Regions from separate parts of the Homo sapiens genome. Here region 2 is linked to region 1. Evidence: chromatin contacts called from ENCODE Hi-C or POLR2A ChIA-PET data. All regions are on one chromosome and are shown on one strand. Each heading gives the region's core, a stretch centred on a gene start or an enhancer-like site at or near the end of the contact. The rest is flanking DNA. Distances are from core to core; before and after follow the strand shown.

Evidence for each region. Hi-C counts contacts between places; a loop is a spot of excess contacts on that map. ChIA-PET counts read pairs that join two places held with the same protein, here RNA polymerase II (POLR2A). Pooled maps may share reads with other maps.
Region 2: a loop to region 1 is called in a map of endothelial cell of umbilical vein, with 3 times the contacts of the local background. The contact joins two enhancer-like sites. A Hi-C loop is called at or near these places in 2 of 168 maps with a recorded cell type or tissue (endothelial cell of umbilical vein and vagina), 1 of 37 single-sample maps with no recorded cell type and 11 of 50 pooled maps. POLR2A ChIA-PET finds 5 or more read pairs at or near these places in 2 of 52 experiments (AG04450 and activated CD4-positive, alpha-beta T cell).

What each region holds. Positions count from the first base shown.
Region 1 is chr11:72,142,447-72,146,392 of GRCh38, reverse strand. No RefSeq gene overlaps it. Among named protein-coding and RNA genes, the nearest start is that of FOLR3, 8.7 kb to the right of the region's middle. RefSeq lists a silencer at 3,737-3,937. Within about 2 kb of position 2,237, at least 5 of the 41 ENCODE cell types and tissues checked have a DNase peak (open chromatin) inside an H3K27ac peak, as active enhancers do.
Region 2 is chr11:72,412,359-72,416,304 of GRCh38, reverse strand. All of the region lies in intron 2 of CLPB (ClpB family mitochondrial disaggregase), which reads left to right. Among named protein-coding and RNA genes, the nearest start is that of CLPB, 20 kb to the left of the region's middle. RefSeq lists enhancers at 2,030-2,139, 2,190-2,239. Within about 2 kb of position 1,949, at least 9 of the 41 ENCODE cell types and tissues checked have a DNase peak (open chromatin) inside an H3K27ac peak, as active enhancers do.

The DNA of each region.
Region 1 (3,946 bases), core at 988-3,487:
CTACCTGCTCCAGATCCATCCAGTCCCTTGGTGGGACCCTTGTGGCCAAGAGACTTACAGCCAATTGAACATCTTGGCCAGACAGAAATAGAGGTGGGCAGGTACTCATCAACCCCTAAGGTCTATCAAGCAATATAAAGGCCAAAAGGTAGGGCTACCAATTTAACTTGTCTATAAGTTCTATGCATTGAGCCAGCATAATTCTGGTTTTAGCAGCAGACTTACAGCAGTTGGTTATACATATTATAAGTTATTTATTTATTTATATTTACTTTTTAGATAGAGTATCCCTCTGTTGCCGAGGCTGGAGTGCAGTGGTGTGATCTCGGCTCACTGCAACCTCCGCCTCCCAGGTTCAAGCAATTCTCCTGCCTCAGCCTCCCGAGTAGCTAGGATTACAGGCACATGCCACCATGCCCGGCTAATTTTTGTATTTTTAGTAAAGACAGTGTTTCGCCATGTTGGCCAAGCTGGTCTTGAACTCCTGACCTCAAATGATCTGCCCACCTCCCAAAGTGCTGGGATTACAGGCTTGAGCCCCCATGCCTGTCCCATATTATAAGTAATTTAAATGTTATGAAGAAAAGTTTGATGGAGACTATAATTATAACAAAAACTTCAATAGCACCTTTTTTTTTTTTTTTTTTTTTTGAGATGGAGTCTCACTCTCACCCAGGCTGGAGTGCAGTGGCGTGATCTCGGTTCACTGCAATCTCCGCCTAGCAGGTTCAAGCGATTCTCCTGCCTCAGCCTCCCAAGTAGCTGGGATTACAGGTGTCGCCACCACACCCAGCTAATTTTTTGTATTTTTCAGTAGAGACGGGGTTTCACCATGTTGGCCAAGCTGGTCACAAACTCCTGACCTCAGATGATCCACCCGCCTCAGCCTCCCAGAGTGTTGGGATTACAGGCATGAGCCGCCACGCCCAGCCTTCAATAGCATCTTGAAAGGAATTTCTGTTTGGTAGAAAGCCAACTGAACAGATCATTGATAGGATCAGTAGTTTTATTTCTTGTAATCATTTAGCTTGTTTGGAAATTCTTTCTGTATGAGTTTTTCTTCTTTTTTTTTTTTTGAGACAGAGTCTTGCTTTATCAGTTTGGAATGCAATTGCGTGATCTAGGCTAACTGCAACCTATGCCTCCCAGGCCCAAGTGATCCTCTTGCCTCAGCCTCCCAAATAGCTGGGATTACAGGCATGTGCCACCATGCCTGGTTAATTTTTGCAGTTTTTGTAGAGATAGGGTTTCACCATGTTGCTCAGGCTGGTCTCAAACTCCTGAGCTCAAGCAATCCTCCCTCCCCAGCCTCCCAAAGTGCTGGGATTATAGGTGTGAGCCACTGTGCCCAACCCTATATGAGTTTCTACTTCACCTGAAGTGTTGATGTAAGTGCAACAGGTGTTATGGGCCACTGCACAGACTCTTCCTTGTTTGGGTAAAAGAAAATCTGAAGCAATTAAATTATCTATTACTACTTGAGCCAGGGAATTCAATTTGTTGGGCTATAAGGCTTTTTGCAGTGTCTTCAGCTACCTGTCCAATAGTGGCAGATAGGTTTGAATATGCTGGTCAAGTTTTGAATTAGACTCCTTCAGTTTTGAATTAGTCTCATTTAAGGAGGTTATCTGAGACTCCCAACTGTGTTTAGAGCTCTCATAATAACACTGAAAAATGGTCTCCCGTGGGAGGATTCCTTGAGTCCAGGAATTTGAGACCAGCATGGTCTATAAAAAATTAAAAATTGAAAATAAAGAAATTAGTGGGGTGTGGTGGTGCATGCCTATAATCCCAGCTACTTGAGAGGCAGAGGTGGGAGGATGATTGAGCCTGGGAGGTCGAGGCTGCAGTGAGCCATGTTCGTGCCACTCCACTCCACTCCCCATGACAGAGTGAGACTCTGTCTCAAAAAAAAAAAAAAAAAAAAGACCTCCCATTGCTTCTGAGAGGTCCTGAACCCTATTGTGCATGCAAATAAACTAATTTAGGCATGTCAGACATTCTGCCAAAAGTTCTCCATTTTGGCCTATAAATCTTTATATTGTTCCAGGTTAGCTTTTTTCCAGGATCCAAAATATTCACAAGACTTTTTCTCATAATTCTGAAACATGCATGTTCCTGATGGCAGCTGGTCTGGGACTGTCTCCTTAGAATCTAGATTCCCCAGAAAAGCATAAGACATTCCTTCGTGTGCCACTAGAGGGCAAGCATCCTCACCAAACCTGATGGGCTGATGCGCCGGATGAGTCAGGCTTAACTGCCCCCAACCTCCCCATCTAGAAACCTGGGACCAACAAAGATGGCACTTGCAGGGTCCGGATGGAGGGGATCAGGGTAAAAAAATGAAGTCCTCGAGATCTCAATTCAAAAGTGAGAGATCTTAGATCGGGGAGAGCTTACCCACCTTCCTCCCAAAGCTGTCAGGGAGACAAATGAGCTGTCAATGGCTCCACCTGGCACCTGTGCATTCACTTAGGCTGGGGGAACCTGGGCTGCTCCATGGATCCTACTCTTGTCTTCAATTATATTGGCTTAAAATCATAAGATCTTTACATTTGGAAAAGAGAGCTTTATTTCTTTTGATGGGTTGCAACCTACAAGCTAGGAATTGAAGGGACAGGGGTTTTACACTAAATCAGTTGGCTAAACATATATATTTAATAAGTTTTAAGAGGATTTATGAATATTCATGAGAGTTGCACACATGTGTACCAATAAAACATGTTAAATATGTCCCATATTCACTTCGGGGTGGAGACATTAAAATGCAGTTGAATTAGGCTCTGTATGTCAAAATGTGAAACACAGGACCCAAAGCACTTTGTGTGCTGCCTCTGTAAACCAGCCAGAACTGGTCCATGGTTGAGAGTCATTGATCAGCCAGGAATGTTTTGTAAGCTGATCAGCTGTCATGTCAAAATCAGGAAAGGGAAGGGAGTCTCGGAATTGGTTGAAATTGAAATCAGTGAAGGAGTCTCCTGTTCTTGGTTTTCAGGGCTGGTTTCTGTTTAGCTCTTGGGAAAGAAGCCTGGTAACGGTTCGTGAGGAAGCAGGTGTGCTGAGGTGTGAGTGACCTATCATCACGGCCAGGAAACTTGGATTTTAAAGTTTTTCCGGGGTCTCTTTGGCCAAGAGGTGTCCATTCAGTTGTTTGGAGGGTTGAGGATTTTATTTGTATTTCCCAGAGGGTTGAGTCCTCTTAAGACCTCAGCAGGTAGAGGCCTCTGGAAACCTCAGGCCTCTTTCCTTCTTTATACCCCAGTGCTGATGGGAGAAGGGCAGGCAGGTGTCTAGGAACGCCTGAACACAGGAGCTCCTCTAGATGGAACTCCTGCCCTGTCATCCGCTGCCCCTGGCTTGGGGGCTGATCATGAACTGAACTTTATGGCCCCTCCACTGCAGGAGTGAGACCTGCTACCTGAGGCAGGCCCCTGGGCCATGAGGGCTTCAGAATAATACCAGCAAATGGAAGGTTGGGTTGGAGGTCAAGTTCAGTTCCTCTGGTAAGTCCTCACCACTTGTGGAGTCTCAGAGCCCTGCTCTGAAGGGTGAGGTGGTGTGCCTATCTGGAGTCTGGGTGCTAGGGCCAGCAGGGAGGGACAGTCAGGCAGTCAGCTTGAACCAGTCCAGAGAGTATCTGCCTGAGCTGGAAGCTTAATACCACAAGGTTAACCATTGGCATTCCTTCTAACCCCAACCCGAAGGCTACCCTAGGACCAGGCAGATAACAGGAAGGTGTTTGGCTCACAGAGGTGGAGACTCTGGGCTTCAGGAAGCAGGAGAGGGGCCTCAGAGTGGGGAGGAGAGAACCCTGAGGTCTTCCCTGAGTGCCAGCCTATCACACATGCAATCTCACCTCACTCATCTTCCCAGCTGCAGAAACTACTGATCTCAGTCCGATTCTAAGCCTGCCTTCTTATACCTAGCAGTTGCAGGAGAGAAGCTC
Region 2 (3,946 bases), core at 700-3,199, 270 kb before region 1:
GGGCTTCACAGGCAAGGTGGCCTTTAGTTTGGGTCTGGAGATAGGTCGTATTTGTATACAAGGAGCTTTGCAGAAAGACTTTCTGGGCAGTTGGAGTAATGTAAGTAAAGACAATTTGTAATTAGTAGTAGAAAACAGTTTTATCTTCTGATGAGCTCTGAAGCAATAGTGTGAAAGCACCTGGCATAGCACTTGGCACATGATGGGCTGTCATTATGTGTTAGCTCCCTTTGCAACTCCCCTCACTTGGTCCCAGCTCTGTCTTCTAGGACTACATGGCTTCCTTTTCCTGTTCCAGATTTTTAACTCTTAGGAGACAGAGCTCCAAGCTATATGAGCCTTGGTTCCCTAAACTGTGGTTTCAAGTCTCCTCCTCATCCTAGTCATTTTAAAATGAAACAGCTAGAAAGTTTTGGTGCCCTCTCTGAATTCCAGTGTGGCATGACCATTATTGTGAGGAGCAGGGCAACCATCCCCTTTGTTAAAGATTTTATACTTCTATTAATATGGCCCGACCTTGCATTGGCTTTCTTGGCAGCTGCGTTACACTCCTAGGTTCTGTTAAGCTTGTAATCGGCCCAGCCTTCTGAGATCCATGACTTCTTCTGTCCTGTAACCCTTTGATTGGATTTGTTTGCAGAGCTTGTTTTAACCTAAAGGTAAGGACACTTTAAGGCTTTGTATTTGCTTGTGAATTTGTAATATTTGAAATGTGAATATGTACTATGTGAAAGTAGTGGTGGTGGTATGGAGACTACCAGAAAGAAGAAAGGATAGGCTTGGAATGTTCTCAGCATGCGACTAGAAGGAACTAGAACTTCCAAGAGAGAAGGTTCTAGGAAGCTTCAGGACTAAACAGAAAGTATCTTCACCCCTCAAGTAAACTCCTTTCCACTTGAGGCTTTTCCTTATTTTCTGTCAGCTGATTGGTCCCATCAGACAACTATGGTGTGCTGACGCATGCTAAATCTGGGAAAGAAGGGAAGAATTGGGCATATGAGCCCTGGAAGGCAGTGTGGCTCCATAGAGCTTGGGCTTCATCCCCGGCTGCTACTTATTGGCCTTGTAATCTTTCTTTTTCTTTTTTTTTGAGACGGAGTCTCACTCTGTCGCCAGGCTGGAGTGCAGTGGTGCGATCTTGGCTTACTGCAACCCACGCCTCCCGGGTTCAAGTGATTCTCCTGCCTCAGCCTCCTGAGTAGCTGGGATTACAGGTGCCTGCCACCATGCCTGGCTAATTTTTGTATTTTTAGTAGAGATAGGGTTTCACCATGTTGGTCAGGCTGGTCTTCAACCTCTGACCTTGTGATCCACCCACCTCGGCCTCTCAAAGTACTGGGATTACAGGCGTGAACCACCGTTCCCAGCCTGGCCTTGTAATCTTAATCAGTCATTTACCCTCTGTAAGACTTGGGCTTCTTTCAGAGGATCAAATGAGATCATAAATGTCAAGTATCTGTTGCGTAGTAGGCAGCTCAAGAAATGTGAGCTCTTTTGAACTCCATCATTCAAGAGCTTTGCAAGGCGGTGAGTTGTGCTCCCTGAGCCTGTGTAAACATCTCTGAGCACCTGTGATACTTAGTGCACTTATTTGTGCGCTTGTTTCATTTTCCCTCCTCCAGCTCAGAATAAGAGCTCCTTGTAGGCAAGATTCATGTCTGATTGACTTCGGTGTCTGTCAATGCCCAACACAGAGGCTAGCTTGGAGATGTTACTTCAGTTTTGTTGAGTGAGTGAAGGCCACACCTTTGCCCGAGGAGGCCAGGTTTTATGGTTGGCTTTTCATTGTCTCTTCTTTACTGGAAATTTTGTGAGATTCCTGAACTTCACAGAAGGTGGCTCAAGTACCAACACTGTTTCACTGTTTGAGAAATTTGAACCACTTTTGTGTCTCACTGCTGTAGTGTGACAGGTTTCCTGGCAGCCAGCCAGGAGGCCTGCTGTGGGGCCAGTAGGTGGCGCCTATGACCCTTTCCCACACCTCAGGTCCTGCACAGGCCTTTCCTTCTCACCACCACAGCTGCTGACTCTCTGGGAAATGCATATATTAATAGCTCTGGGCAGGGGTACCCAGATGAAGGTGCTTTGGGCCACTCCCTCCTGTTTATGGCCTTGTATTGTTGGACTTCCGTGTTTTATTCAGTCTCAGCCTTGGCACACACTGCCTGGGGAAGCAAAGATGTTTGCTATAGAGGATCCCAGAAGGTCACTCTGGGAATCTGTGCTTCTGGCCCATCCTTTCTGGCACACTCTGCCTCTAGGAAGTCATCCCTGTGGCTCTCTTGCTCTGACCTGTACTCTCATGGCACCTTCCTCTAGGGTCCTTGCTTGTATTTTAGCTGTTTGCCCAGTGTGTAGCTGTCCAGTGAATGCTTTGAAGGCAAGGATACCACAGAATTCATCACAGTACCCTGAGTGCCCTGCTCAGAGTCCTGTAATAACCAGTCCTCAGGAAGAGTTTATGGAACGAATGGATGCATAATAAGTAGTACCTCAAAAATTGTTATCCACATTGAAGGGTATTCTACAAACAAACTAGCCTTACTCTGCAAAAAATGTCAATATCATGAAAATCAAAGAAAGGTTGAAGAACTATCCTAGATGAAATTGAAACATATGCAGTGTTTGGTCCTGATATTGATCCTGGCTTTCATCTGGATCACAGGGGGAGATTGCTATAATGAATATTGGGATAATTGAAGAAATTTGAATGTGGGCTGTATATCAGATAAAAATAGTATATCAATGTTAAATGTTCTGAATTTTATCATCATTAGTTAGTGGTTCTGTAAGAGAATGCTCTGGTACTAGGTACGAGATGCATGTACCAATGTATCTGGTATATGCTCGATGAAGTATTTGGAGGTAAAGGGGCATAGTATCTGAAATTAGTTCTCACATGGTCCAGCAAAAAAAAATAGAAAAGGAATAGAAAAGCAAATGAAACAAAATGTAAACAGGATATGAGTGAAGGCTATTTATTTATTTGTTTTTTTGTCTTTGTTTTTTTTTTTCGAGACGGATTTTCGCTTTGGTTGCCCAGGCTGGAGTGCAATAGCACGATCTCGGCTCACTGCAGCCTCCGCCTCCAGGGTTCAAGCGATTCTCCTGCCTCAGCCTCCCGAGTAGCTGGGATTACAGGCATGTGCCACCATGCCCGGCTAATTTTGTATTTTTTAGTAGAGACGGGGTTTCTCCATGTTGGTCAGGCTGGTCTCGAACTCCCGACCTCAGGTGACTCGCCTGCCTTGGCCTCCCAAAGTGCTGGGATTACAGGCCTGAGCCACCGCACCTGGCATGAAGGCTGTTTGAAGGGGTGTGTGTGTGTGTGTGTGATTTTTGTAACTGTTCTATAAGTTTGAAATTATTTCAAAATAAAAAGTTAAAAAATAATCTGAGCACTTTAATGTGGGCCAAGTTTCTGTAAGAGAGATGGGACAAAGAATGATCACCCAGTGTTGCACTTTATTCAGTTGATCCAGCAAGTATTCACTGAGGTTGTGATTCAGCTCCTCCACTGTGTGCCTCAACAAACAGAACAAGTGTAATAATAGCAACTAAGATTTGGAAAATGTAAGTGCCCTCACAAACATTATTTCCTTTGGTCATCTCAGCACCCATGTTAGGTAGGGCTGACAGGCTGATAGGGTAAGATGACTGAGGTTCAGAGAGGGTAGTGTGATCTGCCCACAGTCACACAGCCTGGAAGAGACAGACAGAGGCAGGCTCATATATAGATCAGTCTTTTCCAAAGGGGACGCTTTCTGAGCCTCCCTATCTGTGTGTGTAAAAGGAAGATTTGGACTGATTAATCTCTGCAGATCATTCTTTAAGTTCAGAAATTTTAAAGTTTTCTGTGATAGGAAATAGCCAGCTATGAAACATGCAGACACATTCCACAGTACACTTGGCATTTGTGGTAGGTACTGCATACCTGCCAGCCTCT